2 separate regions of the Homo sapiens genome follow, and region 2 is linked to region 1. A link is an interaction called in ENCODE POLR2A ChIA-PET data of the cell type or tissue named here. Cell type or tissue: Panc1. All regions are shown on one strand. Links, peaks and the distances in the headings refer to the core of each region. The heading gives the core; the rest is flanking DNA. Region 1 overlaps PTPRA (protein tyrosine phosphatase receptor type A). Region 2 has its middle 32 kb from the start of CPXM1.

The links. ChIA-PET counts read pairs that join two places held together with the same protein. Peaks named below come from ENCODE experiments on the same cell type or tissue, not always from the same donor. Only the 100,000 strongest peaks of a DNase experiment are listed, where the experiment ranks them.
Region 2: POLR2A ChIA-PET joins it to region 1 with 9 read pairs; 3 of 35 experiments call an interaction of 5 or more read pairs at or near these places.

Annotation. Positions count from the first base shown.
Region 1 is chr20:2,954,717-2,971,135 of GRCh38, reverse strand. It overlaps PTPRA (protein tyrosine phosphatase receptor type A), which reads right to left. Exons shown (of 24, transcript NM_001385305.1): 4 at 6,786-6,864; 5 at 5,934-6,275. The coding sequence starts at 6,858. Among named protein-coding and RNA genes, the nearest start is that of GNRH2, 81 kb to the left of the region's middle. RefSeq lists an enhancer at 15,651-15,710. In Panc1, for the core only: no CTCF peak of the experiment used is centred there; no DNase peak of the experiment used is centred there.
Region 2 is chr20:2,760,382-2,776,800 of GRCh38, reverse strand. No RefSeq gene overlaps it. Among named protein-coding and RNA genes, the nearest start is that of CPXM1, 32 kb to the left of the region's middle. RefSeq lists an enhancer at 3,136-3,285 and a silencer at 4,624-4,918. In Panc1, for the core only: no CTCF peak of the experiment used is centred there; no DNase peak of the experiment used is centred there; H3K27ac peaks cover 785 bases.

The DNA.
Region 1 (16,419 bases), core at 5,685-9,684:
ATTAACAAGGAATGACTCATTTTACTGGATATTAAATACTTTACAAAGTTACAATTATTGAGACAGTGAGGCTTTGCACATGGACAGAGAAAAAGATTAATAGAAAATAAAATGAATGTTCCCAAATACTCAAATACATATGAAGAGGTAAATAAATATCTGAATTCAATATATAAGATAGGTGGCATTTCAAATCAATGAGGAAAAATAAATTATTAAGGGGTATTGGGACAAGTTAGATATTTGGGGAAAAACAGATCCATAGCTCACTCTGCATCAGAATAAATTCGAGACAGACTTAAGTGCGTGTACACACACACACACACACACGAAACCATAGAAGTCCAGAAGAAAATTATTTTTATAATCTTGGAGTAAGGAAAGCCTTCCTAGATATGACCCAATTCCTAGAAAACCTAAACTGAGAAATATTTAAATTAAAAAAATTAAAAATAGCTAATGATATCTTCTGCAATGCAGAAAATCTAGATGACCACCTAGGGAACAACATTTGCAGTTTTACCATAGGCAAAGGACTCATTTCCCAAACGTACAAAGAACATCTACAAACGAGTCAGGAAAACCTTGACACTCTAATAAAAATGGGTAAAGAATATCAACAGAGAATGCTCAGAAAAATAAATGATCTTTTAAATTACACAAAATTGCTCAATCTCAGCAAAATGCAAATTAAACTTACACTGAGATGTTATTTTTCACCTGTCAGATTGGCAGAGATCCCCAAGTTTAACAATTCACCACACTGAAGAGAGTTTAGAAAAATAGGCACTTTGACATATTGTTAATAGGAATAGACTTCCTAGCAGAGGTAAATGTGGCAATATCCATAAATTTATAAATGCAGACTTAAAATAATTCATCCTGCTAATATTCTCATATGTGTCTGAAATGACAAACTGTATTGTTTATAAGAGTACTCTGAAAACAATCTTAGTGTCCACTGATGGGGAAACTGGATAAAGAGATTAAGGTATATCCTTCAATACAGCAGCTCTTTACTAAAACAAAGAGCAAGTATGATAGGGTAACTGAAAAAGCAATATGCAGAAATCAACTCAGCATATCTATTATTTATATTATAAATGGAAAAAATGAATATATATGCTTTTGTAAAAGGAGTTATTTATTTATTTATTATTTATTTAGAGAGAGAGTCTTGCTCTGTTGCCCAGGCTGGAGTGTAGTGGCGCAATCTCGGCTCACTGCAAGCTCCACCTCCTGGGTTCACGCCATTCTCCTGCCTCAGCCTCCAGAGTAGCTGGGACTACAGGCACCTGCCACCACGCCCAGCTAATTTTTTTTTGTATTTTTTAGTAGAGATGGGGTTTCACCATGTTAGCCAGGAGGGTCTTGATCTCCTGACCTCGTGATCTGCCCGCCTCAGCCTCCCAAAGTGCTGGGATTACAGGCATGAGCCGCCGCGCCCGGCCTATTTATTTACACCATGTTAGCCAGGAGGGTCTTGATCTCCTGACCTCGTGATCTGCCCGCCTCAGCCTCCCAAAGTGCTGGGATTACAGGCATGAGCCGCCGCGCCCGGCCTATTTATTTATTTTTAAAAGGTATTCTAGGCTGGGCGCAGTGGCTCACGCCTGTAATACCAGCACTTTGGGAGGCCGGGGCAGGTGGATCATGAGGTCAGGAGTTCGAGACCAGCATGGCCAACATGGTGAAACCTGTCTCTACTAAAAATACAAAAAACAGCTGGGTGTGGTGGTGGGCATGTGTAATCCCAGCTACTCAGGAGGCTGAGGCAGGAGAATTGTTTGAACCCTGAAGGCAGAGTTTGCAGTATGCCGAGACTGCGCCATTGCACTCCAGACTGGGCGACAGGGTGAGACTGTCTCAAAGAAAAAAAAAAAGGTATTCTACCTTTTTACTTGTCACTGATTTTTTTTTTTTGAGATAGAGTCTCGGGTCTCACTCTGTTCCCCAGGCTATAGTGCAGGGACTTGACTCACTGCAACCTCCACCTCCCAGGTTCAAGCAATTCTCATGTCTCAGCCTCCCAAGTAGCTGGGATTACAAGTATATGCCAACACGTTTGACTAATTTTTTTATTTTTAGTAGGTAGACAGAGGGTTTTGCCATGTCGGCTAGGCTGGTCTTGAGCTCCTGGCTTCAAGTGATCCACCTGCCTTGGCCTCCCAAAGTGCTGGGATTACAGGAGTGAGCCACCACACCAGGCCTATTTATTTTTGAGATGAGGTCTCCCTCTGTTGCCCAGACTGGAGTACGGTGGTGCGATCACAGCTCACTGCAGCAGCCTCAACTGCCAGGCCTCAAGTAATCCTCCTGCCTCAGCCCTGAGTAGCTGGGACCACAGGCATGAGCCATTAGGCCCTGCTAATTTCTAAATCATTTGTAGAGATGAGGTTTTGCTGCGATGCTTAGGCTGGTCTCAAACTCCCGGGCTTAAGCGATCCTCCTGCTTCAGCCTCCCAAAGTGCTGGAATTACAGATATAAGCCACTGTGCCTAGCTGGCCTTTGTTTATTTTTAAAAGGAGAAAAAGACTCAAAGCAAAGATCAACAGAAAGGAAAAATTTTAAAGATTAAAGAATTAATTCAGGATACATCCAATATCCAAATATTAAGAATTTGAGAAAAAAAAAAAAGGAAGAGGGGGAGAAGGTTTCAAAGAAATGGGAGAAAATTTTCAGAAATGCAAGATCAAGGCTCTAAAGGGCCTATTAAGTATCCATAATAATGAACGAAAAAGACCCACATCAAGATACATCTCTGTGAAATTTCAGGATACTGATGATAAAGAGAAGATCCTAGAAAGCATACAAACAATTAGGGATTAAGATAGCAGTAAAATCCTCCAAACCTGGTAAACAGGTGTCAGTTAGGGCATTACTTTAAAAATTCTGGGGGAAAAATATTCCTCAAATTCTATGCACAGCCCTAAAGATATTTTTAGATATGTAAGGATGCAATTTGCCTCCCATGGACCCCTTTTCTCAGGAATCTACCGAATGATGAGAAGACAAAAAGGAAGACAATATGGAAGTCAGGAAGCAGCAGCAAGGGGAATTCCCAGAATGACAGAGAAGGGAAATCTCAGGCTGATGTATCTGTGTAGTAGCCCTAGAGATCGACAAGCCTAGACTGGAATAAGACAATGGAGGGCTCAGGAGGAATTTCTAGAGGTAAAAAAGAAATAGATTATCTAACAGATCTCACTTTGTAGAAAGCTGTTTTGAGAGGCTCTGGAGAGCATGGTAAGAATTGAGTAGCAATAACTTTTTTGAGACATGGTCTCGCTTTGTCACCCAGGCTGGAGTGCAGTGGTATGAACACAGCTCACTGCAGCCTCAACCTCCTGGGCTTAAGCAATCCTCCCACCTCAGGCTCCTGAGTAGCTGGGACTACAAGCACATGCACCCATGCCCAGCTAATTTTTGTATTTTTTGTAGAGATGGGGTTTCACCATGTTCCCCAGGCTGGTCTCAAACTCTTGAGCTCAAGTGATCTGTCCACCTTGGCCTCCCAAAGTGCTGGGATTACAGGTGTTAGCCAGTGTGCCTGGCCTGACTAAATAGAAAACTAAATAAACAAAAAATAAGGTAAGTATTAAATCCAGAAAAAAAACTGTACAAGAAAAACAATCCATTTATACTTATAGCTCAGCAATGAATATTTCATAATTACAATAATATACATCAAATACTGATTTAATAAAAAATTGTAACTGTTACAGGAGGACTGGTAAATGGTGGTGATAAGTGGGATGTGGGGTTTAAGACTATGAAATTCCCATGTGCGATAATGGTTTCTTGTGTTTTACTCATCTTGAATAAACGCCACTAGAGAAACATAGTCTCAGCCTCCTATGACGTGAACTGTGTTAAATGTACAATAACTAGATTCTTAGCTGTGGCACAATTTGGACCTAAGTCAGTTTATGGAAAACTAAGTTCCCTACAAGCAGAGTGGAAAGACCGCAAAAGTGAGAAATAGGCCTAATTTGTCAGCCTTGAGATCTAAAACAAATCATTTAACCTCTATATACAGTCTGAAATCAAGCATCTGTTAAAAGGAGATGATTATCCATGGTCATGTCACAGAACTGTTAAATGAAAGACAGTACACAATAGAACATGGGCTGTTCAGTCAGTCAGGCCTGTGTTACAGTCTCCACCTTTTCCATTCACTCATACAGTTTGTACAAGTTATCCTGCCTTTCTCCCTAAGCAATGGCCACAACCCAACATTTTATGTTGTTACTAAAATTTCAAAAAATTGTATGTAACATTAAAAGAATAAACATGGAACTGGATCATCCATTAAAATAAAACAAAACAAACAACTAGTGGTGGCCTGCTAAAGTGATTTCATGAATTGTGTCATGACCTGTACACTGAAAAACATTCCACAAATTATGGTTTCATCATTGTAAAATACTTTCACCTATAAAACATAAAATAGAACTTAATTCATAGGATTATTCTAGAAAACTCTTAGTACGATGCCTAGCACACAGTAATAACTATGACAAAACTACATTAACTCTAAAGCACAAAGCAAGTATCAGACATTATTTGTCTGCAGTCCCCTATCTCATCAAGAATAGTGGGATGCCATCTGCATTAAAGGTACCTTCATATATTTTACTGGTAACTATCAGAGCAATAACCACAACAATACTAACAGCTCACACTTAAAAATAGTGCTTACCATGTGTAGGCACCTTTATAAGTGCTTTACCCATATTAACTTGTTTAATCCTAATATCTCCTCTATGAGGTAAGAACTATTACTATCACTCATTCTTGTTTCACAGATGAACAAACCGAGGTAGAGAGATAAAGTAAGCCAGCTATGCCATAAACATGGCTGGTTTATGGAAGAGCTGGGATTCAAACTCAGTGTGGCACTGAAGACTGTGCTCTTAACTGCAAATGCTGTCTTGTCTTTACGGTAGAAAATATGGGGAAAAGCTGGCAGGTGAAGGGTCTGAGTTATAAGGCGCAGTAAAAGATATCATCTGTAGTAACAAATGAGAATCAACTGAGCAAACAGTTCCTGAATGTTCCACATGAGCGAGATGTGATTCTGCTTAGGGGCACTCACCATCTAACTGGGAACACAGAAGAGGAAAGAGTGATTTTTGCTAGAAAAGGGATGACAGTTACATAGCAATCAGGTAATGATTATTTCCTTTACTCCTCATAGAAGCCCTTTGAGGGTATCTCTAATCCTCTTTTACAGACAAGGTACCTAAGGTTCAAAGAGGTCAGAAACTTGTCTTACCTGCCCTGGTCTCAGATCCACGTCTCTGATTTTCTCCTTGGGACTACTGCTTCAACCTGAGGCCCTGAACAACTGGCACTGCAATGTAACCATTTCCCAGAGCCTGATGCCACCCCTGGCCACTGGCCTGCCACTCCATATCTAACTGTCATGGACATCAATGTCCATTCTCCTTTCCATGGTCTCCATGGATCCCTCCCTTTCCAAACCTAATCTTATTACTCATTCTCTGTATCTCACATCTAACTGTCATGGACATCAATACCCATTCTCCTTTCCATGGTCTCCACGGATCCCTCCCTTTCCAAACCTAATCTTATTACTCATTCTCTGTATCTTTTCATCTTCAGTCTCTTGCATCGTCAATGAGCTCCTCTATTTCTCTTGTCTTTTTAAGCCTTCTTCTCTACCTTTAAACACATTTAAGTCCTCTCAATCTAACCAGGATCCCACCTAGCAGAAAGATATTCTCCAGAATCTTTCTTCTTTCCTCTTCACTCATGCTAACCCAAAAATTCCACATACAGGTTTCATTACTTCACTTGAGCAATTTTACTTATTTGAAGAAATTTTAAGGCTAGAAAACACAAACAAGATAATAAAAGGAAGACTAAACTCAAAGAGCAAAAGAACAAACAGAATCATCTCTAGTACCTGAAGGAGGGAAAGTTTCTGGAGTGGTTGCTGCGGTGCTGGAATTCCCCTCCCAGGGTTCTGTTCTGGCATCCGTGAACTGGTTATCTGGAAGCCACGTTCCATTTGGTGAAATTGTAATGCCTATAGAATTGGTGCTTGCTGTTCTTGTGGTCCCATTGTCAGAGTCTGAAGAATTGACAGTGGTTAAATAGGTGGGTCCCAGAGTTATATTTGGGCTGAATGTTGGTGCCACAGAAAGAGAAGTTAGTGAAGAAGTTGGATTTGAAGTTTTGGCCTCTTCTTTAACTGGTTCTGCCGTTGATGAGTTAATTAATCTTGTAATTCCTACAGAAGGTGCAACTACAAACACCAAAAAACAAGGAAATAGCACATGAAGAATGTGAGGCTAAAAAGCTGTGAGACACAAAGCAGCAAGCCTTAATAAACTCTCAAACATATGGAGACCAAGCAAAGACCAATCCCCCTCAACACCACCCACCCCCTACGTTTTTATCTCATGCTGGACCTTTCCTACCTCCTCCAAAGGACTACGGTTTAAGGGAGAAAGACACAAGATTCTTCACTTAGTTCCTCAGAAACCATATATAGAGTTGTAAATGTCAACAATTTATTTTACTTTTCAGGAAAGAACACATAATCTCTTTGATTTATTTAAAGCAGTTATGTATGTATGAAAAACAATGCTGAGCATTCAATTCCAAGATTTCTGAAGACACCTATTTTACCATCACTTTGAATAAAATTTTTATATTCCTTTCTTCAAATACCATCTCGGTTTTCAAATGTGGCTCATTAAATGTGAAAGCAAAATTTCATTTCAAATAGCAGCCTTATCAAATGACAATTTACCTGTGGTAGCATTGTTGGCACTGACACATATCAGACCACTGCCGAGCAGAACAAGAATGAACCAGGAATCCATGCTTATCTGGAAAATAGGGAGTCATGTTAGATGAGGTCCTATATTATCAGGACTATGTCTGAGCTGGTCACCAGAAGAGTATTCTGGATTTCCAAGCTATTAAAATGTGTGCCTAAACCAATGATCTTTTGGGAGCCTGATATGCATGCTTCCTCAGATATCCAATAACTAATTGAGTCTTTATAAAGACTGACTATCCCTTATCTTGAGGACTAGCAGTGTTTCAGATTTTTTTTAAGAGATAGGGTCTTGCTCTGTTGCCCAGGATGGAGACAGTGGTTATGATCATAGCTCAGTGCAGCCTCTACCTCCTGGACTCAAGTGATCCTTCTGTCTCAGCCTCCTGAGTAGCTGGGACTATAGGCATGTACTACGATGCCTGGCTAATTTTTAAAATTTTCTGTAGAGACGGCGTCTCACTATGTTGTCTAGGCTGCTCTCAAACTCTTGGGTTCAACTGATCCTCTTGCTTCAACTTCCCAAAGTGCTATGATTACAGGTGTGAGCTCCCACACCTAGTCCCTAATCCAAATTTTGAAATCCAAAATGTCCCAGTGAGCATTTTTTTGAGCATCATGTCTGCGCTCAAAAAGTTTCAAATTTTGGAGCATTTCAGATTTTGGGATTAGAGATATCCAACCTGTAAAAATAAGTCTTAATAGGACTCCTTTTTTATTTTTTTTTGAGACGGAGTCTTGCACTGTCGCCCGGGCTGGAGTGCAATGGTGTGATCTTGGCTCACGGCAACCTCCGCCTCCCGGGTTCAAGCAATTCTCCTGCCTCAGCCTCCCGAGTAGCTGAGATTAGAGGCATGTGCCACCATGCCCGGCAAATTTTTAGTAGAGATGGGGTTTCTCCATGTTGGTCACGCTGGTCTCAAACTCCTGACCCCAGGTGACCTCCCAGCCTCAGCCTCCCGAAGTGCTGGGATTACAGGCGTGAGTCATCACATCTGGACCAAAAAACTTTTTTAAAAAAGTCACCTGTGCTAGACTACAGCTTTGTGGGTGAGAGCTAGGGAGCAGTCCCTTTTAAAGCTCCCAAGTTGATTGCTAGGTGCAGCTTTACAGTTTTCAGAGTGAGAAGTATGGAGAAGGTAGGCTGATTGCACTGATGTACTGCTGCCCTTCAAGGAACACATTATATAGCTGTTCTCAACCTTTATTCCACCTCGAACCATGTAAGATAGTAGCATGTCCCCACCAGTAATAGTGGTTTGTTCATCCATTCAGATTTTTATGCCCTATACTGAGCTAGTGCTAGAGAAACAACTGGGGAGCAATACACTCATGAGCCCCATCTTCACAGGACTCACAGTCTAAAGTGTTCAATGTGGTAGTGACTCTCCAAGGGAAGTAGGACACACATCCTTAAGGGACACATGAAAATCTCAAGGGTAGGGGGGGAAGAGAAGGAGATGTAGGTGGTTCATATATACTCCAGGAGTTTGCCCCTGGTACCAGCAGCCGTGCCTAGCAGGGAAATGGGTTCAGCAGTGGCCTTCAGGTGCATCCACAGAAGATTTTGACAATTTCCCCATTCTTCCTAGGCTGTGATCATTAAACCAGTGATATACTGTTAGATTTTCATAAAACTTACATTTTATAACTCTGTTTGGATAGTGAATTAACATGGATCTCTGGCAGAACCCAGCTCAATTACTACCTGAGCCTAATCCAAAATTGGAAACTCATACAATTTCCTTCACAAGGGTCAAACAACAAGTGGAAGGCTGACTATTATATATGTATATGTATACATGTCTATTCTTGATAAATTAATAGAAAATGGTTTTGGGAAAAATAACTACATATTTGAGAGGAGGGAGTTAGACCACCACCTCATTCCATATACCAAAATAAATTCCACATAGGTTTAAAAATTAAATGCTTGAAAACACATTTTAAAAGAAAATAAATGAATATGTGAGCTCAGGATGAGGAAAAACTTTCTAAGCATAAAAGGCAATTAAGAAATCATAAAGGTAGAAGTGGAATATCTGACAGAAAAAACAAAAGCTCCTAAACATAAAGAAGAAGCCCATCATAAATAATGTTTATGGACAGGAAGACTCAATATTGTCAAGATGTCAGTTATTCCCAAATAAGCCTATAGATTCAATGCAATCTCAATCATAATCTCAGCAAGTTATTTTGTGAATATAAAAATGCTGATTCTAAAGTTTACATGGAGAGACATTAAGATTCTGAAGGGGCAACTCAATATTAAAGAAGAGTCAAAGATTAATGCTATTGGACTTCAAGACTTACTTTAAAGCTATGGTAATTAAGACTGTGGTATTAGCAAAAGAAAAGGCAAACAGATCAATGGAACGGAACAGAGATCATAAACAGACCCACATAAATATAGTCAACTGACAAAGGAGCAAAGGCAATAAAATGGAGCAAGATAGTCTTTTCAACAAATGATACTGGAAAGGGACAGCTACATATAGAAAAATTAATCCATATCAGACCTTATTATCTTTCACAAAAATTTAACTAAAAATGAATCATAGACCTAAATATCAATCATAAGACTATAAAATGCCAAGAAGATAACAGGAGAAAATCTAGATGACTTTGGGTATGGCGAGAACTTTTTAGATATAACATCAAAGGCATGATCCATGAGAACATAATTGATAGTCTGGACTTCATTAAAATATAAAATGTCTACTCTGTGAAAGACAATGCCAAGAGAATCAGAGGATAAGCCACAGACTAGGAGAAAATATTTGCAAAAGATAGATCTGACAAAGGACAGAGAATTCTTAAACTCAACAAGAAAAATAACAACCAGATTAAAAATGGGCAAAAGACCTGAAGAGACACCTCACCAAAGAAGATAAACAGTACGGCAAATAAGCATCTGAAAAGACACAGAACATCAAGTCATTAGGTAATTGCAAATTAAAACGGGATACCACTACACATCTATGAAAATGGATTTTGGTTTTAAAATCCAAAACATTTGACAATACTACATGTTTGTAAGAATATGGAGCAGCAGGAACTCTCATTCACTGCTGGTGGGAATGCAAAATGGTACATCCACTTTGGAAGGCAGCTTGGTAGTCTCTCAAAAAAATAAATAAGCTCTTACCATATGATCCAGCAATTGTGCTCCTTGGTATTTAACCAAATGAGATGAAAACTTATGCCACTTAAAAAAAACCTGCACATGGATGTTTACAGCAACTTTATTTATAATTGCCACGACTGGGAGCAATCAAGATATCCTTCAGCAGGCGAATGGATAAATAAGTGATGGCACATCCAGACAATGAAATATTACTCACTGCTAAAAAGAAATAAGCTAAAAACATGAAAATACGTAGAAGAAACTTAAACATATATTACTAAGTGACAGAAGCCAATGTGAAAAACCATGGAGACAGTAAAAGATCACTGGTTAAAAAAAAAAAAAGAAAATAAAAAAGGCCAGGTGCGGTGACTCATGCCTGTAATCCCAACACCTTGAGAGGCCAAGGCAGGCAAATTGCTTGAGCTCAGGAGTTCAAGACCAGCCTGGACAACACAGCAAGACCACATTTCTATAAAAAATACAAAACTTAGCTGGGCATGGTGGTGTGTGTGTGTAGTCTCAGCTATTTAGGAGGCTGAGGTGGGAGGATCACTTGAGCCTGGGAGGTCGACGCTTCAGTGAGGAGTGATCATCACTGCACTCAGGCCTGGGTGACAGAGCAAGACCTTGTTTTTTAAAAAAAAGGTAGGGCGTGGTGGCTCATGCCTGTAATCCCAGCTTTGGGAGGCCGAGGTGGGCGGATCACGAGGTCAGGAGATCGAGACCATCCTGGCTAACATGGTGAAACCCCGTCTCTACTACAAATACAAAAAATTAGCCGGATGTGGTGGCGGGCACCTGTAGTCCCAGCTACTCGGGAGGCTGAGGCAGGAGAATGGCATGAACCCGGGAGGTGGAGCTTGCAGTGACCCAAGATGGCGCCACTGCACTCCGGCCTGGGGGACAGAGTGAGACTCCGTCTCAAAAAAAAAAAAAAAAAATCAGTGGTTGTGCAGTTAGGAAAAGGGAGAGAGGAGTAAGCAGGTGGAGCAGAGGACTGTCAGGGCAGTCAAATTCTTCTGTATGATACTACAATGGTAGACACATGTCATTATACATTTGTCCAAATCTACAGAATGTACAACACCAAAGCTTGGGTGATAATGAGGAGTCAATGTTGGTCCATCAATTGCAACAAAGGTACCACAGTGGTGTAGGATGTGGATAATGAGGAGGCTGTGCAGGTGTTGGGGACAGGTGGTATTTAGGAATGCTCTATATTTTCTTTCTTTCTTTTTTTAGGACGGAGTCTCACTCTGTTGCCCAGGCTGGAGTGCAGGGGCATGACTGTGGCTCACTGTAACCTCCACCTCCCAGGTTCAAGAGATTCTTCTGCCTCAGCCTCCTGAGTAGGTACAGTTACAGGTGTGCACCACCACACCCAGCTAATTTGTGTATTGTTAGTAGACATGGGGTTTCATCATATTGGCCAGGCTGGTCTTAAACTCCTGACCTTGTGATCTGCCCACCTTGGCCTTCCAAAGTGCTGGGATTACAGGTGTGAGCCACCGCGCCTGGCCGGAACTCTCCATACTTTTTGATCAATTTTGCTGTGAACCTGAAACTCTCTAAAACACAAAGTCTATTTTAATTTTTATTTTTTCTTATTTCTCTAAGAAAAAAAAAGTCTATTTTAAAAAAGAAAATGAACTGTCATAAATAATTGAAACAAGAACTCATAACAATACTGAAAACATAACAGTCCAATTTTGAAAAATCTGAAGGACCTAAACAGATAATTTACAGACGAGAAAAACGAACAGCTAAGAAAATACACAAAGAAGTGTTGACTGTCCCCACTAATCAAATGAATATAATGAGATTACATTTTTATTTTCCAAATCAGAAGAGATCAATCATATGAAATATCCAGTGGTTAAATACTGGTGGGAGTAACAATTAGCCTACAATAAAAATTCCTTTCCAGAAAGGTAATACAAGAACAAGGGAAAAGAACAAATGCATGGTGATGGAAGCTGTGGAGAGAATTGGTATGCGTACACTAGGGAGGAAAAGACACATCAGAAGTTAAGAAGATCCATGTCACTAACAGGTACTATATCCATAGACCACGACCAGGAAAATCACAGTGAAAACCTCATCCGTCTCCGAGAAAGACTTTGAGGCAAACTCCTGTGACTTCCCGACCCCCCATATACAATGCATTTGCAACAACACTATCCTTACTTCTCTCTCTGGTTTCCAAATTTCTACTCCAACATCTCAGAGCTCCATTTCAGGAAGTAGGGTTGAGGTCCTCCTCACTCCTCAAGAATGCCATATGCAAAGCATTTCTCCTGGAGCCTGCTCTAACAGTCCCTGTTCTTTTTTTTTTTTTTTTTTTTTGATACAGTCTCGCTCTGTTGCCCAGGCTGGAGTACAGTGGTGTGATCTAGGCTCACTGCCACCTCCGCCTCCTAGGTTCAAGCAATTCTCCTGCCTCAGCCTCCCAAGTAGCTGGGATTACAGGCGCGTGCCACCATGCCTGGCTAATTTTTGTATTTCTTTTTTTTTTTTTTTTTTTTTTTTTTTAGTAGAGATGGGGTTTCACCATGTTGGCCAGGCTGGTCTTGAACTCCTGACCTCAAGTGATCCACCCGCCTTGGCCTCCCAAAATGCTAGGATTATAGGTGTGAGCCACTGTACCCGGCTTAACAGTCCCTGTTCTTGAAAGCTTTTTGCCCTGTGCTTTCCTATCACTGAAGACACTGTAAGTGGCTCAGTTTCCTTCCTGTCCCCCAGGCCTGCTATTCTCCTGGATGACTTCAATATCCTCATGGATGACAACCAAAATCCCCATCTAGGCCAGCCTCTCAGTTCCTTGACTTCCTTCACTCCAACAACGCTTTATCTCTGCTACACTTGGGCCACTCACGACAATGGCTGTACTCCAGATGCTGTCATCACCCAGAAAAGCCCCCATACTGAATAAATCTTGCCTTCCCACTCTCCAACCACACTTTCTATCCTTGTAGTTCTCTCTGTTATGTCTACCACACCTGCTCTCTGACCTCACCCAGGCCTTCAGTCTCTTGAACCCCTCTCTAATTCTTTTCAATATCTCTGCTCTATCTTTATTTCCTTTTCTACCAAATCAAGAAAACTTGGTGTCAGTTCAATCATTCTTTTGTCCTAACTTCCTTCACTACACTGTTCTTCTTTTACACCAACATGGAAAGAAAAATCCCAAACTGTCAGCCCTATACTTGGACTGCCAGATGCTGCTTAAAAAAAAAAAAAAATCAAATAACTCATAAGGGTTGTATCACTACAAATCACTATTTCCGCTTCAGTGGAACCCTAAGCACTTTCTGCAGTCTTTCTGTCTTTCCTTAGCTCTCTCCAATTCTCCATAGCGGTGCCTTCAAACCTCCTCTCCCCTCTAACCATCTCCTCCCACACATGTGGCTGTTGGCCTTGCCTACCCTTCCAAGAAAATAAAAGCCATTGGACTAGACACCCTTAACTCCCCAGTCACTATATCCAGAAATTTTCCCCTTCCCTGAAATTCCATCCAGGAATCTCAGTCCTTTAGGAACCCTGCATTTTTTTCTACCACCATCTCTAGCTTTAACCCCTCCCTTTCATACCAGTTTTTAACACAATTAAGTTTTCAAAGAAGATGAAAAATTTCTTTGCATCTACATCAATCCTTCAGCTATCATTGTCTCTACTCTGCTTCATAGCCAAATCTCTAGAAAGAGTTGTCTCTCCATGGCAATCTGGCTTCTTGTTCCACCATTCCACTAAAACAGCTGCTTCCAGCCTAAAAGTAAAATGGGTAAACGATATGAAACATAACTCACAAAAAACCATACAGTTCTCTTAAATCTATGAAAAGATGCTCAACCTCACTGATGATCAAAGAAATCAATGCTGAGATACCATCTTTTTTTTTTATTATTTGAGACGGAGTCTCGCTCTGTCGCCCAGGCTCGAATGTTGTGGCGCGATCTCGGCTCAGTGCAAGCTCCGCCTCCCAGGTTCATGCCATTCTCCTGCCTCAGCCTTCCGAGTAGCTGGGACTACAGGTGCCCGCCACCACGCCTGGATAATTTTTTGTATTTTTAGTAGAGACAGGGTTTCACTGTGTTGGCCAGGATGGTCTCGATCTCCTGACCCCGTGATCTGCCCGCCTCAGCCTCCCAAAGTGCTGGGATTACAGGCGTGAGCCACTGCGCCTGGCTGAGATACCATTTTTTAATCTATCACACTGGCGAACATAAAAAACTTTGATAATGCTGCATTGGCAAGAGTTTGAGTAAACAGGTACTCTCATATAATCTATAAATATTCATCAGAATTACAAATGCACAACCCCTCTGACACAATTCCACTTCTGGAAACTTATTCCACGGATACATATCCATACTTTCAAAGTGACCCATGTACAAGGTTATTCAATGTAGCATTGTTTTCAAGAGAAGAATACTGGAAATACCCTTAACGTCTATCAATGGGGGAGAGAGACATGATTAAATAAATTATGGCTGATTTATTTATTTATTTATTTATTTATTTATTTATTTTTATTTACTGAGACAGGGTCTTGCTCTCTCACTCTGGTTGGAGTGCAGTGGGACAATCATTGAACTTGGAAGGATAAAGAGTAATTGGCCAAGACAAGGGTCAGACATAGTCTTTCAAACTGAGATGACTTGGAAGCTTGAAAAAGCCTGTCTGGTCCTGGCAACAAGAAAGACCTAGGTAAGGACATCACAGGGGGCTTCAATAAATATCTGCTAAATGAATGTAAAAATGGCAGACATGAAAGACTAGGGTGGGTGAGGAAAGGGTGGGGCGGGGAAATGCACACAATGAGGCTCGAGGAGGCAGCGATCATATCATGAAGGGGCCTGTACATTACAGTGAAAGTTTTAACTTACCACTGAACACACTGAAGAACTACCAAAGGTTTTATCACAGCAAGGTTAAATGGAACAATTTAGATTTTAGAAGCAATGACTGATGGCAGAGTGAAGGATCAACTGGTGGGGTTTGAAGTAAGGAGGGTCACTGACTGAAGCTTTCTGAAGTAATCTAGCCAATAAACCAGATGGATCTCACAGCAGGGCAGGAATATCTAAAGGAGACTGAGAAGAGGATTTATAGGGGTAGAATCGAAGGCTAATGAGATGTTGGAGGTAAGCAAGGCCCAGATGTCTAACTTCAGTGAACTGCAATGCTATAAGCTGGAGGATGACCAGTTTTGGGGAATGTGGTGGGGAAAGTGATGAGGTTAGTTTGAACATGGAGAATGTGTGGTATTAGAGTAGATGTTGTATCTGTGGGGGGTAGGGGGAAAAAAGACAGAATGGCAGACAGGCAATGACAGAGCAGCTGCCCTGGAAGTCAGGCAGAAAGCCAAAAAAAGGGAAGAAGACAGCTCTATGAGTGACAAAAGCAGCAATGAGCTAGCCAGGCAGCAGACATCTGAGAAACACAGTAGGCAGGAGTAGGTGGGTGCTGATGAGTAGAAAACTGATACATACCACCAGGGGAGGGTGGAGTAGGAACAGCACTCTGAAGAGTTGCCAGTGAGAGAAATCAGCTTGAAAAACTGGCAAGCTTCTGAAGAAGTCCTAGAACACCAGATATCAACTTTCATTATATGTCTTCTCTTGAGAAAGGCAATGTGATAGAGAAGTCCAAAACAAGAGAAGAGACCTTCCCCAACATTAGTGAAACTAAGGCACTGGAGAGCAGCTCACTTGCATAGACAACATTATATAGAGAATGAAACTAGACTACTAAGGCTGTGAAATAGATTCTTAACTTCTACTGCTTCTAAGTTCCACCTAAAACAAGATTCAGTTGGGGACCTTGAAAGAGATGAGTCTGGAGGCAAAAGAGTCAGTCAGATTACTACAATAAACAAATACACAAAATAGAATTTGGTATAGGTTTATATTGCAGATTAACACAAAGAACAATATGAAAATTTATTTGTTCTGCTTAAAGCACAACTTGGAACAAACTACTTGATACATGAAACCAAAGTATAGTACAGATTATCTGCATAAAGTAAAAAATAAAAACAAACCAGTGACAATTTTGAAAAAGAACAAAAAAAGGGGAGAAATCTATCTACTCAGTGTTAAGGCTTACTATATAGCTACCATATTTAAGACAGTATTAGCAGAGGAATAGACACATAGATCAATGGAGTAAAATATAGAACCAGTAACAGACTCACATAAATATGCCCAAATAAAAGTTGCAAAAGCAATTCAATGGACAGCCTTTTCATCAAATGGTACTCAGAAAACTGTATATCTACACGTGAAACAATAACGCTGGACCCCTCCCTTATACCACTTGCAAAAATTAACTAAAAATGGGTCGAAAACCTAAATTTAAGTCCTAAAACTATAAAACTCAGAAGGAAACAGAGGGCAAAGCTTCATGACTTTGGATTTGGCAAAAATTTCTTGGATATAACACCAAAAGCACAAGCAACAAAACAAAACACAG
Region 2 (16,419 bases), core at 7,787-11,786, 200 kb after region 1:
GAGTCTGTAATTCCAGCTACTCAGGAGGCTGAGGCAGGCGAATCGCTTGAACGAGGGAGGTGGAGGTTTCAGTGAGCCGAGATTGCACCACTGCATTCCAGCCTGGGCAACTGAGTGAGACTGTCTCAAAAAAAAAAAAAAAAAAAGAGAGGAGAGAGACACAAGAGTTTTCTCTGTCCACCATGTGAAGACATAGGGAGAAGGTAGGCACCTGTAGGGCCAGGAGAGAGGCTTTAAGAGAAACCAAATCAGCTGATACTTCGATCTTTGACTTCCACCCTCTAGAACTGTGAGAAAATAAATCTCTGTCGTTTTAGCCACTTGGTCTGTGGTACTTTTTAATGTCAGTCCTAGCAAACAAATGCAGGTGTTATTTTTTAAATTTGATTTTTAATTGTTCCTTGCTAATATATTGAAATGTAGTTGATTTTTGTATATTGATCTCAAATCTTGTGATCTTGATAAACTTGAATATTAGTTAGAAGCTTTATTTTTTTTTTTTTTGACAGCTGTCTCACTCTATTGCCCAGGCTGTGTGCTGCAGTGGTGCGATCCAGCTTACTGCAGCTTCAGACTCCTGGGCTCAAGTGATCCTCCTGCCTCAGCTTCCCAAGTAGCTGGGACCACAGGCACACACCACTATGTCTGGCCATTTTAAACATTTTTTGTAGAGATGGAGTCTCCCTGTGTTGCTCAGGCTGGTCTCGAACTTCTGGCCTCAGGCAGTTCTCCTGTCTTGGCCTCCCAAAGTGCTGGGATTACACGTGTGAGGCACCATGCTTGGCCGTGGAGCTGTTTTTTTCCAAATATATACATATATATATTCCTTAGGATTTTATGCACAGATGATTATATCATTTGTGAGTGGGAATAATTTTATTTTTTCCTTTCAATATTAAGACTTTTGTTTATTTTTCTTGCCTTATCACACTTGCTAGGGCTTCTAGTACTATATTAAATGAAAGTTAAGAAACAATGGCTGAAAACTGCTCAAATTTTGTGAAAGCCATATATTTTCAGATCAAAGAAGCACAAACAAAAGTGGTAAGACTGGGCATCCTTGCCTACTTCCTGATTTTAGGGCAAAAACATTCAGTTTAGGGTTAGCTGTTAGGTTTTCATAGATACCCTTTATCATGTTGTAGAGGTTTTCTTCTCATCCTAGCTGGCTGAGAATTTTTATAGCAGATGTTAGGTTTGTCAAATGCTTTTTCTGCATCTTTTGAGGTGACCGTATATTTTCTCTCTTTCAGTTTGTTACGGTGGTGGATTTTATATTAGAGTTCCATCCCAATTAGAAAAGAAGATCAGAAACAGTCCTCATTCACATAAATATTTACTCAGTGTTTTGCCCTAGGGCTATGTTAATTTTCCTGGTCTGTATCATAATATAGTTTGAAGGTCTCTGTACTATCCATATGTCATGCAGACACTGCAGTGATCCTTTATGTTACTGACGTCATGCAGGCGGGCAGGATGAGCACAACATGGCTAGCACACTGGAGGCCTTGGTGAGACACATGCAATCCAGATGGTAGGAGATAAACTCTGGGAGGGTTCAGGGACCTGCCATTTTGGTCAAGTTTTACGGGGTCTGTTGGCCAAGGGCATGCCAGGATAGCTCCTCCAAAGTTAGAGACTAATTGCTGTATTTTGTATCCCCTGCCACAAAGAAGGAAGCACAGCACTTGGTGGCCTCTGGATTCTGGAAACAACACATTTCTCACCCAGGAATACTGCTTCAGCTAATACATCAGGTGACACGAAGGCTGTCGGCTTTGGGGGAGGGGCAAGTGCTCCTGTATGTTTATCTTAATTATTGTCGTTAAGGAATAAATATTAACATAACACTTTTTTTGGGGGGGGGGCTTGAGGAAGAGACACCTTTTTCTAATTTGTACAGACATCATATGTACTATGCTTGACATGAAACCTATTTAATTTCCATGGAGAGGAAGACAAAGGTGGTTTCAGCCTCTGCGAGAAAGTTCCAAGCTCAATGCCCCCATGTTTGTGAAGCAGTATGGAGGCAACAAAGAGCACAGGCTTGGCAGGATGCAGTGGCTCACGCCTCTACTCTCAGCACTTTGGGAGGCCAAGGTGGGTGGATCACCTGAGGTTAGGAGTTTGAAACCAGCCTGGCCAAGATAGTAAAACCCCGTCTCTACTAAAAATACAAAAATTAGTCGGGCATGGTGGCACATGTCTATAATCGCTTGAACCTGGGAGGCAGAGGTTGCAGTGAGCCGAGATCGCGCCACTGCACTCCAGCTTGGAAGACAGAGTGAGACCCTGTATCAGAAAAAAACAAAACAAAACAAAACAAAGCAAAGCACAGGTTCAAAATTTAATTTAAAACTATCACTTACTAAAATCTGCATGTGAGGAGAAGAATTGGGGGAGTACACTCAATATAGTGACCCAACCCCTGAGACAACTTAGAACTTTAAGTTACAAATGTTCTTTTAATTACAGCTTTATTAGAAACACAGCTATATGAAATATAGATACCTCTGATGGCTTAGGTTACTTATTAGGTTACTAATACGAGCTTCAAAAAGTGTTTCAGGGCTGGGCGCAGTGGCTCATGTCTGTAATCCCAAACTTTGGGAGGTCAAGGAAGGAGGATTGCTTGAGGCCAGGAATTCAAGATCAGCTTGGGCAGCATAGCGAGACTGCATCTCTACAAAAAATTAAAAAATTAGCTGGGCGTGATGGCACGTGCCTGTGGTCCCAGCTACTCAGGAGGCTGAGCAGGAGGGTTGTTTGAGCCCAAGGGTTCAAGGTTATAGTAAGTTATTGTCGTGCCACTACACTCCGGCCTGGGAGACAGAGTGAGAATGTGTCTTAAAAAAAAAAAAAAAAAAACAGAGGCCAGGCAGGGTGGCTCAGGCCTGTAATCCCAGCACTTTGGGAGGCCGAGGTGAGCAGATCATGAGGTCAAAGCTCGAGACCATCCTGGCCAACACGGTGAAACCCCGTCTCTACTAAAAATACAAAAATTAGCTGGGCGTGGTGGCACGTGCCTATAGTCCCAGCTACTCGGGAGGCTGAGCAGGAGAATTGCTTGAACCTGGGAGGCAGAGGTTGTGGTGAGCTGAGATCGCACCACTGCACTCCAGCCTGGTGATAGAGCGAGACTCTGTCTCAAAACAAAAACAAAAAAACAAAACAGAACAAACCCCCCCCCAAAAAAAATGAAAACAGTGTTTCAGTGGCTGAAGGCCCTTATGACATGAGTGATAAGTGGCAAATTTTCAGCCACTATTTCTTCCAGTATTTTTCTTCTTTTCTTTCTTTTTCTTTTCCTTTTTTTGAGATAGGGTCTCATTCTATTGCCCAGGCTGGAGTACAACAGTGCAATCTCAGCTCACTGCAACCTCTGCCTCCCACACTCAAACCATCCTCCCACCTTAGCCTCCTGAGTAGCTGGGACTAAGATGTATGCCACCACATGTGGCTAATTTTTGTATTTTTTGTAGAGGCAAGGTTTCACCATGTTGCCCAGGCTGGTCTCAAACTCCTGAGCTCACACAATCCTCCTGCCTCAGTTTCCCAAAGTGCTGGGATTACAGGCATGAGCCACCACACCCAGCCCTGCTCTCCTTCCGGAACTCCAGTGACACTAATATTAGCTCTTTCGTTATAGCTCCACAGTCTCTAGAGGTTCTCTTTATCTTTTTTTTTTTTTCAGTTTCTCTTCTCTCTTTACAGATTTGGCCATTTCTATTATTCTGTCATTGAGTTTATGGATTTTTTCCTTTGTACCTTCCATTTTGTTGTTGAGCCCATCCACTGAATTTTAAAATTTTAGTGATTCTGTTTTGTCAGTTTCAGTGTTTCCATTTGGCTCTTGTTATCATCTACTTTTTCAGAGACTTTCTATTTCTTTGCTGAGGCAATTTTTTCATTTATTTTAAGCATATTCTTAGTTGTTTGTTGAAGTATCTTGATCATGACTACTTTAATATCTTCATCGGTTAATTCTAGCATCTTGGTGTTACATCCAATAGATGGCCTTTCTTTATTTGGTTTGAGATCTTCCTGGTTCCTGGCATGACAAGTGATTTTTGGTTGAAACTTGGCCTTTTTTCTTTTTTTTTTGAGATGGAGTTTCGCTCTTGTTGCCCAGGCTGGAGTGCAATGGCGCCATCTCGGCTCACCAAAACCTCCACCTCCTGGGTTCAAGTGATTCTTCTGCCTCTGCCTCCCAAGTAGCTGGGATTACAGGCATGAGTCACCACGCCCAGCTATTTTTGTATTTTTGGTAGAGACGGGGTTTCTCCATGTTGGTCAGGCTGGTCTCGAACTCCCAACCTCAGGTGATCCGCCCGCCTCGGCCTCCCAAAGTGCTGGGATTACAGGCATGAGTCACTGCGCCCGGCCTGAAATTTGGACCTTTTTGTATTGTGTTACCAGACTCTGGATCTTATTTAAACTTTATGTTTTAGCCAGGCGTGGTGGTGCATGCCTGTAGTCCCAGCTACTTGGGATGCTGAGTGGAGAGGATTGCTTGAGCCCAGGAGTTCAAGGCTGCAGCGAGTTGTGATCATGCCACTGCACTCCAGCTTGGATGACAGAGCAAGACCCTGTCTCTTTAAAAATAAAATTGAAAAATATGAATAGATAAATATAAACTTTATGTTTTAGCTGACTTTTTTCTGACACCTATCTGTCTGGCAGGGCAAGGCAGGGTCGGGAGGGGTGAGGTCGGGTCTTCCCTGCCAGGTGGGAGTAAAAAATGACCTATATTGACACCTGTAGGGGGCAGGTGCTCCTTTTTACTGATGGGCAAAGGTGGGAAGTCTGACTCCAGTTGTGATCTCCACTGACACCACCGCTGGAGGGCGAAGAGGCAGGGTAGGTGGTCTAATAAATTGCTCTGGGCCATGGCGAAAATCCTGACTCTCCACAAGGCTTCCTGTGACACATCTCAGCAGGAAGCGGGAGAGGCGCCTCTTTACTGGGGAGTACAGGCCGGAAATCCAGGTTCTTCACGTGGTTCCCAGCGTGGTGGTGGTGCTAGTGATACCGTGGAGCACGGAGGAGGCCCCTTTGCTGGCTGACACAGATGGATGGCTCAACTCTCTGCCCGGTCTTCACTGGCACTGCTCTGGTGATGGTCGTTGGGGAACCTCACTGCAGCCTTGGGAGGGTGGAATTTAGGCTCCCCACTGCGCCTTTGCTGTGCGGATGTAGGTGGGGTCTCAGTTTATTCTGTGGGGCTTGGCTGAAGTAAAGTGGTTTTTGTGTCTCGGTTTCAGCCTTACTAGGTTGCTGTTCACTTGGTCCTTTGGCTAGAGGAGCAGGTTTTTATTGGAGCTTTTTTTTATTTTTTGGCATGCCATGGCATTGCTGTGTTGCCAGTTTCTTAAGTTCCAAATCTAGGATATGTGGAACAGAAAGAAAACCCAGGGGATTCTCTGCCATGTCTTTCCTGGGGTGCAGAGGCCTCTAAATCATCTGCCTCTTTTTCTCCCCCATTCAGAACCCTTTTCTCCCCCCAGAATCTGTTTATGCTTGTTTTATATATAATGTCCAGGGTTTTATTTTTCATTTTTATTTATTTATTTTTTTAAGCAACAAGGTCTCGCTGTTGCTCAGGCTGGAGTGCAGTGGTGCTACTATAACCTCAAACTCTTGGCCTCAAGCCATCCTCCAGCCTCAGTCCCGAGTAGCTGGGACTACAGGTGCGCACTACTGCGCCTGGCTAATTTTTCTTTTGTAGAGTCAGGTGGTCTCACTATGTTGCACTGGCTGGTCTCGAACTCCTGGCTTCAAGTGATCCTCCTACTTGGGCCTCCCAAAGTGTTGGGATTACAGGCGTGAGCCATCCAGGGTTTTAAATTAGACTTAGCAGAAGAAATGGCAAACCTACATCATTCCATCTTCTGGGAAGTCTCTACTTTTCTTGTTTTGTTTGTCTTTGGAGCATGAGGTGCTTTTCACACGTTTTCTTTTCTCTTCAGCTTCCTCCACCTCCTGTCATATTTCCAGTGGGGTGCCTCTTTCTGGGGCTCACCCTCCCAGAGGACACTGCTGTCCTTCCTCTCTGGGCACTGGATTGAGTCCCTTGGACTTCCCTTCGCCACTTTGTTCTAATTTCTGTGAGCTTCCCCTACTTAGTCAGTAGTGTCCCTATTGCCTAAGGGAAATTAGTGTTGCTGCCGGGCATTGCAGAGGGAGAAACAGAGCAGACTCAGAGTTTTTGTTTTGTTTGGGAAACAGACTCCTTTTTTTTGTTTTTGTTTGTGTTTTGTTTTGTTTTGTTTTGTTTTGGAGACAGAGTCTTGCTCTGTCACCGAGGCTGGAGTGCAGTGGCGTGATCTCGACTCACTGCAACCTCCGCCTACCGGGTTCAAGCAGTTCTCCTGCCTCAGCCTCCCAAGTAGGTGGGATTACAGGCACGCCCCACCCCGCCCGGCTAATAGTTTTTTATTTTTAGTAGAGATGGGGTTTCACCATGTTGGCCAGGCTGGTTTCCAACTCCTGACCTCAAGTGATCAGCCCGCCTCGGCCTCCCAAAGTGATGGGATTATAGGCATGAGCCACCGCACCTGGCCTGGAAACAGACTCTTGAGTATGAAAATGGAAGGCCACAGGGAAGCAGGAGCAGATGCCAAGGCGATATCTTGGAAAGAGACTAGAGCAACAGCAAGACTGCCAGCCCTCACCCTACCTTAGGGACTGGCTCAGCGTCACTGATCTGGGAGGTAGAAGAGAAGGGAAATGGGGTTCAGCCTGGGTAGGGGGTAGGTGGGAGGACAGGCAGAAGAGCGAGTCAGCTTTTAGAGACATCCAAGGCAATGATGGGTGTCCCGAGCCAGCAGAGCTGATGTGGACAGCACCTATGGCCCTCCCAAGCAGTGACTATGATTGAGTCAACTGCGTGCTTGCTGTGTGTGTCCACCTCTGCTGCACAGCTCTGTTGAGCATCACCTGATCTCCCTGAGTGGATTCCTGCCCTTTGTTTGTCAATGGCCCAGGACATTCCCTATAAGCCCTACTTGAAACAGAAGGGGAGTCCTTGCCACCCAAGAAGTAGGGCTGGTATAAAGACGGGCGTCGCTCCTGGTCTCGGATTTACTAGGTAGAGGGGTGCAGTGGAGGCTCTTAGAGTTCCACCAGATCCTTACCAGCCAGTGTGCTCATCCCCAACTGGGGTGAGTGTTGGCTGCTGACAGCTCACAGCTGCCCCCTTCTCCCAAGTATTGTCCTTGGCCAAATGGGAGCTGCTTTGCCCAGGAGGTTTCACTCTCCACTCTCCTCTGGCAGCCTCCAACCAGTGGCTGACAGGCTCAGGGATATTAGAGGCATCTCCTTGTCATGGCAGGGTCCAACTGAGGTGCCCTTCATGCTTAGGCTCCGCGTGGGACTGTGCTAGCCTCCTGCAGAGACTTGCCCAGCTCTTTCCCCTACCCTGTTCTGCTTTCTTCTCTCCTTTTTGTCCAGAGAGCCCTTTCATGTGCACACAAATCCCCATTTCAGGCTCTGCGTCCAGGGAACCCCCGCTAAAATAATGGGCTGATGGTATGGGCTGAACAAATTGTGGATCTGGCTGGACACAGTGGCTCACATCTGTAATCTCAGCACTTTGGGAGGCAGAGGTAGGAGGATTGCTTGAGGGCAGGAGTTCAAGACTATCCTGGGCAACATAGTGAGACCCCTGTCTCTACAAAAAATAGAAAAATTAGTCGGGTATGGTGGCACATGCCTGTAGTCCCAGCTACTCAGGAGGCTGAGGTAGGATTGCTTGAGCTCAGGAGGTCGAGGCGGCAGTGAGCTGAGACAGTGCCACTGTACTCCAACCTGGGCAACAGAACAAGACCCTGTCTCAAAAAAAAAAAAATTAAACTCTGGCTCTAACAGCAACGTAGCCCCATCCCACCGGGCTGTGTTAAGGGAAGAAGAGGTCTTGCCAGAGCTCTTTCTCCTCCCCTGGCAGCTCCTGCTTTATGCCCACACCCACACAGGCACACACTCCTCCCCGCACCCCCTCCCCACCATGTCTTCTCCTGCACAGCTGCTTCCCAGAGGAAGTGGGTTGAGGAATTCTGTCAACCTTCACACTTGATGATAGCCTTTTACACTTTCAGTTGAGACCAAAAGAGATGCTGCCCCGTCCTCACTCAACAAGGGACAGAGAGATGCCCAGAAGTCTCTCGGTACCTGCTCCTGGCCCCACCTGACTCTGTAGGGCTCTGTGTTGTGGAACCTGCAGGGGCACCATGGACAGACCTGCCAGGTTTGGGCCTGCTCAGCCACTCGACCACATTCCACCGGCAGCCACAGTTTGTCTTGGCAAGGTCAGCCTCCAGGCCCAGCTCCAGGAAGGCCCTGGGGAGCAGCCCAGACAAACCAGCTTTCACCACAGAAGCCAGCGCTGGCTGGGCTTGAGGCAGTGCCAGCCTGAGAGTGGCTGGAGCCTCCCCCACCCACCTAAAGGTGAACTCAGTTCTGGGTGAGCGGGTGGGTGCGTGGAGGGGGCAGGCTCCTACATGGGTGGAACCCCCAGAGAGGCAGCAGGGGCAGGAGCCAAGCCAGAGGGTTTTTCTGCCCTACACGAATCAGCCCTTCAGGAACTGGACTCATGGGATGACTGCCCGGAGCTGCGGCAGCCTAGCCCGAGCCTCCTCCTCACACCCCACCAGATGAGGGTGCATCAGGGCAGCGCTCGCTCCCAGGCTGGCAGGGGAGGGGCAGGAGAGGCTTTGGAGAATGAAGATGCTGGGATGCTGAGCCCCAGGGAACAGCAAATCTGCTACTGGACGGCCAGCTTTCCTTCCCCCATAAACACTTGGCGCCTTCTCTCTCAAGGAATAAAATACTCAAAAAGGAATGTATACAAATAAAACCGTCTTGTTGCTGTTCCTGCCCTGCTAGGCAGCCTCTCCTGCATCTTTAGAGCCATGAATTCTCTTCCGTTCTGTCTCCAGTGGGGGTCTCTGAGACCCTCCTACCCATTCTGCTTGGCAGTCTCTGCAGCTTCAAACCCAGGACCTCCCACCCTCCTGAGGCTGCCACTCTGTGACCCCCTGCCAAGGTGAGGCAAGGAGGGAAGCTTTGAGTATCTTCACCTTTGGAAGTGAGTGGTCAGGGGCTCCTGAACAGAGGACTCACGAGGACTGTTCTGGATTTCCAACAGAGGGGACCCAGAGCTAAGGAGCCCAGCTGGGTTTGAATCTTAATGGTTAGAATAGAATGGTAAAAGATGGGTTAGAGTCAAAGTAGAATGACTTAGTGAGAGATTAATTTGTGTTTGTTCTTGTGTTTTTCCCTCCACTGCTCCTAGAAGGTAGCCAAAGCCAGTGTAGCAGTGTGAGGTACCGAGGTGGTCTGCAGAAAGCCTAGCTCCTCCAGGAGAAGCGGGTAAGGGCGAGGGCCAGTGAGTGCCTTCTTAGAGAGTAGTGCAGAGAGAGAAAGAGAAAATGGGCTCTGTGTTAATAATTGGTATACCCTGTATAAAGAATAAGGCCAGGCATGGTGGCTCATGCCTGTAATCCCAGCACTTTCGGAGGCCAAGGAGAGCAGATCACTTGAGGTCAGGGGTTCCAGACCAGCCTGGCCAACATGGTGAAAGCTCATCTGTACTAAAAATACAAAAATTAGCCAGGCATGGTGGTGTGAGCCTGTAATCCCAGCTACTTAGGAGGCTGAGGCGAGAGAATCACTTGAACCAGGGAGGGGAGGTTGCAGTGAGCTGAGATCGTGCCATTGCACTCAAAAAAAAAAAAAAAAGAATATATGGCCATTTACAATTAAACATACAATTAGCTAAAGCAGTGGCTTAAAATTAGACATGTAATTAATATAATTCAGCACATTAACGAAATAATGGAGAAAGTAATTTGATTACTTAATACATGAAGAAAAATATTTCACAAATTTTGGCATCTATTTATAATTTTTAAACATTTTTAGAAAATTAGGAATAGAAGGATATCTATAAACCAAATACGATGCTTAATGATGGAATATTAAAAGTTTGCCCTCCAGAATCAGGAGCAAAACAAAGATGTCCACTCTCACTACTTCTATTCAACATTGTATTGGAGGTTGCAGCCAGTGCATTTAAGCAAGAAAAATAAGTAAAAATAAAAAAGTAAGGACTGCAAGTGAAGAAATGAAACTGTCCTTTTTTTGCAGATGACATAACTATGTAGCTAAGAAAATTCAAGATAATCTAAGGATAAGTGGCTAAGCAAGATTGCTGGATACAAGGTAATTATACAAAAATCCATTGTTTCTATATATTCACAACAAATAAAATTAAGAAAATGATACTATTTATAATATCACAAAATAATCAAATAGAAATAAATGAAATAGGTGCAAAACTTTCATACAGAAGTCTATAAAACATTATTAAGAGAAGTCTTAAAAGATCTAAATAAATGGAGGGATATACAATATTCATAGATTGAAACACACAATATTTTAAAGACATCAATTCTCCATTAATTAGTCTGTAAATTTAATGTAATCCCAATGAAAATCCAGCAGGTTTTTTTGTGTTTTTTTTTGGGAGATGGAGTCTTGCTCTGTTGCCCAGGCTATAGTGCAGTGGTGTGATCTTGGCTCACTGCAACCTCTGCCTCTAGGGTTCAAGAAATTCTCCTGCCTCAGCCTCCTGAGTAGCTGGGACTACAGGCGCATGCCACCATGCCTGGCTAATTTTTTGCATTTTAGTAGAGATGGGGTTTCACTGTGTTGCCCAGGCTGGTCTTGAACTCCTGAGCTCAGGCAATCTGCCTGCCAGTTTAAAAAATAGAAATTAATAAACTGAGTATAAAATTTGTATTGAAATGAAAAGGACCACATGTAGCCAACATAATTGTGAAGAACTAAGTTGAACAGGCCGGGTGTAGTGGTTCAAGCCTGTAATACGAGCACTTTGGGAGGCTAAGGCAGGAGGATCACTTCAGGCCAGAAGTTCAAGACCAGCCTGGGTAACATAGTGAGGCCCTATTTCTATAAAAAAATAAAAATAAAAATAAAAAAATTTGAAAGGAAGAATTAAATTGGATGACTTGCCATACATACTACATAGCAAAACATACTATAAATCTAAAGTTATTAAGATAATGTGGCACGGGTATAAGGCTAGATAAAAAGACAAATGGATCAGAATAGAGAATCCAGGACAGACACATACATATATGAACATTTGATTTATAACAAAGATTTCACTTCAATGAAGTGGGGGAAAATATACTCATTTCAGTAAATGGTGCTGGGCCAATTGGCTAACCATATGAAAAAAAATTAAATTTGATCTCTAGCTTACACTGTACACAAAAATAAATTTTAGTTGGATTGTGGACCTAAATATAAAAGCCACAAACAAGAAAAATTCTAAAATATCTTCTTGACTTTGGTGTAAGTGAAGATTTTAAAATTTATTTTATTTTAATTTCATTTAATTAATCAATTAATTTTTTTGAGATGGGGTCTCATTCTGTTGCCCAGGCTATGGCGTGATCTCAGCTTACTGCAACCTCTGCCTCCTGGGTTCAAGTGATTCTCTTGCCTCAGCCTCCTGAGTAGCTGGGACTACGGGCATGCGCCACCATGCCCGACTAATTTTTGTATTTTTAGCAGAGACGGGGTAGACGGGGTTTCATTATGTTGGCCAGGCTGGTCTTGAACTCCTGACCTCAGGTGATCCGCCCACCTTGGCCTCCCAGAGTGCTAGGATTACAGGTGTGAGCCACCGCACCTGGCAGAAGATTTGTTTAAAAGCACACAAAAGGGGAGGTGAAGCGTGAAGCAAAATAATACATAAATTAAAAGCATACGAGAAACGCTAATCATAAAGAAAAGATTAATAACTTAGACTACATTCAATTAAGACATTCTGGTTATCAAAAATCTAATGGCCGGGTGTGTGGCTCACAACTATAATCCCAGCACTTTGGGAGGCTGAGGCAGGTGGATTATTTGAGCCCAGGAGTTTGAGACCAACCTGGGCAACATGGAGAAACTTGTCTCTACAAAACACACACCCAAAAATTAGCCTAGCGTGGTGGTACGTGACTGTGGTCCCAGCTACTCTGGGGGCTGAAGCGGGAGGATCACTTGAGCCAGGAGGCTGAGGCTGCAGTGAGCTGTGATTGTGCCACTGCGCTCCAGCCTAGGTGACAGAGCAAGACCCTGTCTCAAAAAAAAAAAAAAAAAAAAAGAAAAGAAAAGAAAAAGAAAATCTCATAATGAAGGCAGGCGTGGTGGCTTACGCCTGTAATACCAGCACTGTGGGAGTCTGAGGCAGGAGGATCACTTGAACCCAGGAGTTTGAGACCAGTCTGGGCAATATAGTGAGACCTCCATCTCTTACCCCCTAAAAAATTAGCTGGGTGTGGTACCTGTAGTCCCAACTACTCAAGTGGCTGAGGCAGGAGGGTTGCTTGAACCCAGGAGTGAGCTATGATTGTGCCATTGCACTCCAGCCTGGGTGACAGAGTGAAACCCTGACACACACACACACACACACACACACACACCTCTTAGTAAGAGTGAAGAGAAGGGGAGCATGGGAGAAGTGATAAGAGGATGCTAGGTCCATATTTGTGGTCGATGCCTCGCCCCCATCAGGACTCTCACAGTGAAGGTCTTCTTGTGAACGGCCAACTTCTAGGCTGGTGGCTCCAAGGAGGTGACCCATTCCCTTCCATCACCCAGTGAGTGTTGTTACTACCACTGAGGTGGTAGCAGAGGAGGGAGCTGTGGACAGGGTGGGGAAGGCGGCTGGCCCAGGATAAGCAGTTAAGAGCTTTGGGAAATCACTAACCATGAAGACCTAGTCTCTCCTCGGGTAGAAAGACACTGTGAACTGTGAACTTTTTCCTATTTGGAAAAGTTCTCCTAGAGAAGTGAAAAGAGACTTTAGGGTCCATTTGAACCATTTCAAATATGTCCAGTGCTTGCTTCATTCCAAAGTTGGTCACATGGGTAGAAAAACAGACCTTGGATATCACTCTGGCAAAAAGCTTCTAGTCTATCTTCAGGGGCGTAAAGATTTATTGCTTTAGGTTTCACAGTTCCATCCACAATCCACCTGAAATTGATTTTTGTGTATGGTGTGAGGTAGAGGCCAAATGTAATTTTTGCATATGGCTATCCAATTAACCCAACACCATTTTCTTTTTTGAGAGATGGGGGTCTCACTTGTTGCCCAGGCTGGCCTCAAACCCCTGGGCTCAAGCAATCCTCCTGCCTCAGCCTCCCAAATAGCTGCCTGGGCTCTAACGTCATATTTTTAAAAGACCATCCTTTCCACACTGCGCAGCAGTTTCCATTTCTCTAGGGGATTTTTCTTTTTGGAAGAAGTTAAAAGGCTCTGCCAATATGGGGAGGGGGCAGGGAGAATGCTATTTTGCAGAATAGTCAGCAGAGGGCTGGTCAAAGCTGCTGCCTGGCTTCTCTTGAGCCAGTGAGACCTGTCTATAGCGGGTCCTGTCTGAGCCAAAATGTAGCCCCAGAAGCTCTCTGGTCCCCAGGGTCAGATGCAAAGTGTAGCAGCCTGGTTCTGCTGGGAAAAATTTGTAAGAGGAAAGCAGAGGACTTACTGGAGATGCACTCTCTCTGAACGGTGAGCAGCCAAGCGTCTGGTGCCCTTTCTATTCCCACCCCCATTAGAAGCCTGGGGGTGGGCTGACGCTGAGAGGGACCCCTTTGTCACCTGGCATCTTGGTACTTCAACAAGAAATAGCCTGGGCAGTTTTTGTCACCTGGTGCCAGGTAGAGGTGGGATCTGCAGATATAGGAAAAATCCATGCCTACTCCAAACTTACTTTAAGTAGAAAAAACCATCTTCCCCTGGATGACTGCCAGGGACCACCTCCAGGTATGTGCCCCACCCACATCCCCTCATCTGTACCTCCTCTGTGTACTCCTGTCTGATTCCAACTGTCAGCTCCTGCTTCTCTTTGTCTGAGTGTTTTCTCTAGCTACTGGGACTGTTTTACCACCTGTGGGGAAGACTGGAGGTGCCAGAAAGCTAGTGCTGCCCTCCCACTCCATCCAGAAGCCCTAACCACTGACTGATGAGAATTAGTGTATAAGTACCCCAGCTGCCTCACTCCTCAGGTGCGAAATTCCTGAGGTATGCATTTTATAGCCTCCCAGAGCTCCCAGCTGGGATTAAGCTTCAGAAAAACCCACAGTAGTAGCGTGCTCAGTAGCACTCTGTATTGGGCTTCCTTCTTTCTGCTGCCTCCCCTCCCTGCTCCCCTGACCGGTGCGTTCTGCAATTGTTGCCCAAATAAACCATCTGGACCCACCTCCTGTCCCAAGGTCTGCTGCTGGGGGAACTGAAATGAAGACAACTTCCATTCCAGGCGAATGATCCCACCCTGACCAATATTCACATAGGAATTGGAGCTAAGGTTAGGATTTTCATCACTTGCCTGGGATATCCAGGCTCTGTAGGGATGAATGCCAATGAGCCAATCAATTCTACTTGTGTGCAAGGCCTCAGGACTGAGCTAAACTAAGACCTAGTCATTTGATAGCATTTATTGGGTAGTGGGTCTCCACTACAGATTTATGTAAGCTCCAGGCCAAGTTTCTGCCACTTGGCTTAATGTCATCCTCAGGTGCTATTGAGAATGGAACCTCTTTGACTACAGGATGTGGGAAGTCTGAAAGGTGTTCCATTTGCAAGGCCCAGAAGATGCCCCAGTTGCTTTGCAGAAGGTGCCACAGACCCAGACACAGGCCCCGGTTTGCTGGTGGGCCGGTCTTGTACTGACTCATGGTCAGCAGTTTGACTTGCTCCTCACTGATTATAGACTACAAGAAGGCCTGGTGTGATATTGACTTGGCTAATAGTTTTCATCTCAAATAACAACTCTGATCAGTAGCTTCGTTGAAAATGATTCTGTCATCACGGTGGTTTTGTGGCATAGCAGAGGCTCTTGGTGCCCTGTCCACATCATCTCGGATTACTGTCCCAGAATTTGCTGACAATATTCTACAACAAAGCCTAACTGGTGATTTTTCCTCCATGTAGTGGGGAGGGGCAGGCCAGAAACACTAAAGGGTTAATTTCCTGGAGGCAGCCCTCAGCTCACAGATGGAAAAAAAAATGTTGTATTAGTTTGCTTGGGCTACCATAACAAAATACCATGGACTGGGTGGCTTAAACCACAGAATTTTGCTTTCTTACAGTCCTAGAGGCCGCAAGTCACAGGCCAAGGTGCCAGTTGATTTGATTCCTGGTGAGGGCTCTCTTCCTGGTTTGCAGACGGCTGCCTTCTCTGTGTCCTTACCTGACAGAGAGAGTGCACTCTGGTGTCTCTTCCTCTTCTTATAAGAGCACAACTTCTATTGGATCAAGACTCTACTCTGATGACCTCGTCCAACCTTAATCACCTCCTTAAAGGCTCCATCCTCAATACAGTCACATGGGAGGTTAATGCTTCAACATATGGATTTTAGGGAGGCACAATCCAGGCCATTGCAAACATGGTAACTGGTTAGCTATGTCTGCTGTGGATGAAGGAAAAGGACAGTGTGGACTCAAATGGTGGCTTGAGCAGCATTGTGGGATTGTTAGGGACAGACATCATGTCTCATTTATATCCACCATGGCACCTGACCCATCCTGGGAACCAGAGTGTGACCACTATCCAGTTATCACCTGTGTCCAGTGCAGATTAGAACTTTGCAGGGCCTCAGCTGGGAGGGCCCTGGGCAATGGGAGCTGCTCAGAGCCAAATAAAGCAGGGCGTGGGCAGGCAGGCTTTGGTGCTCTGAGTGGGAGGCCACGCAAGCACTGAGAATGGGACAGGATGACCAGAAGGCAGCATGACCTCTTGCCCTGTGTCCAGGAGAGATGAATCCCAGGTGCTAGCCAAGAACACCAGAGAAAGAAGTAGAGGCCTCTGAAAGACAGGACCAGCCCATGTGCCCTGGCAAGTGTGCCTGTCCAGAAGGCTGCATTTGCAGGTCATGGACGCATGGGTTGAAAGGGCCAGGGTGTCCAGAGGCCAGAGCCCAGGAGCAGGGCCAGGAAGAGAAAGAGGAAAGCCTGAGGCCTGGGGCTAGACACGGGGCTCACCGGATCATGGGTCAAAAAAGTGGCTTTCAGGGTCAGACAGCCAGACCATCATCCAGGGGACATATCTCAGGGGGACAACTGGGACTCATCCTAGAGGGGTGGGTGGTGGAGCGAATGGGCATAGGAATCTTGCCTCCTTACCCTCCTTCCACCCAAACTCTGAGGCAGGTGAGCCGTAAGGTGCCTAGGCCTGGGGGTGGGGGCCGTGGGATGGGATTGGGGTGCAGCTCAGATAAACAGCCCTGGGAGCCACAAGCTGCCCCACCCAGCCCAGGCGTGGCCCTGCAGCCTCTGTGTTGGATTGGATCTAATTTCTGAGCCTCTGGACATCTGGGTCATATTTGGTTTGGTCTGTCCTG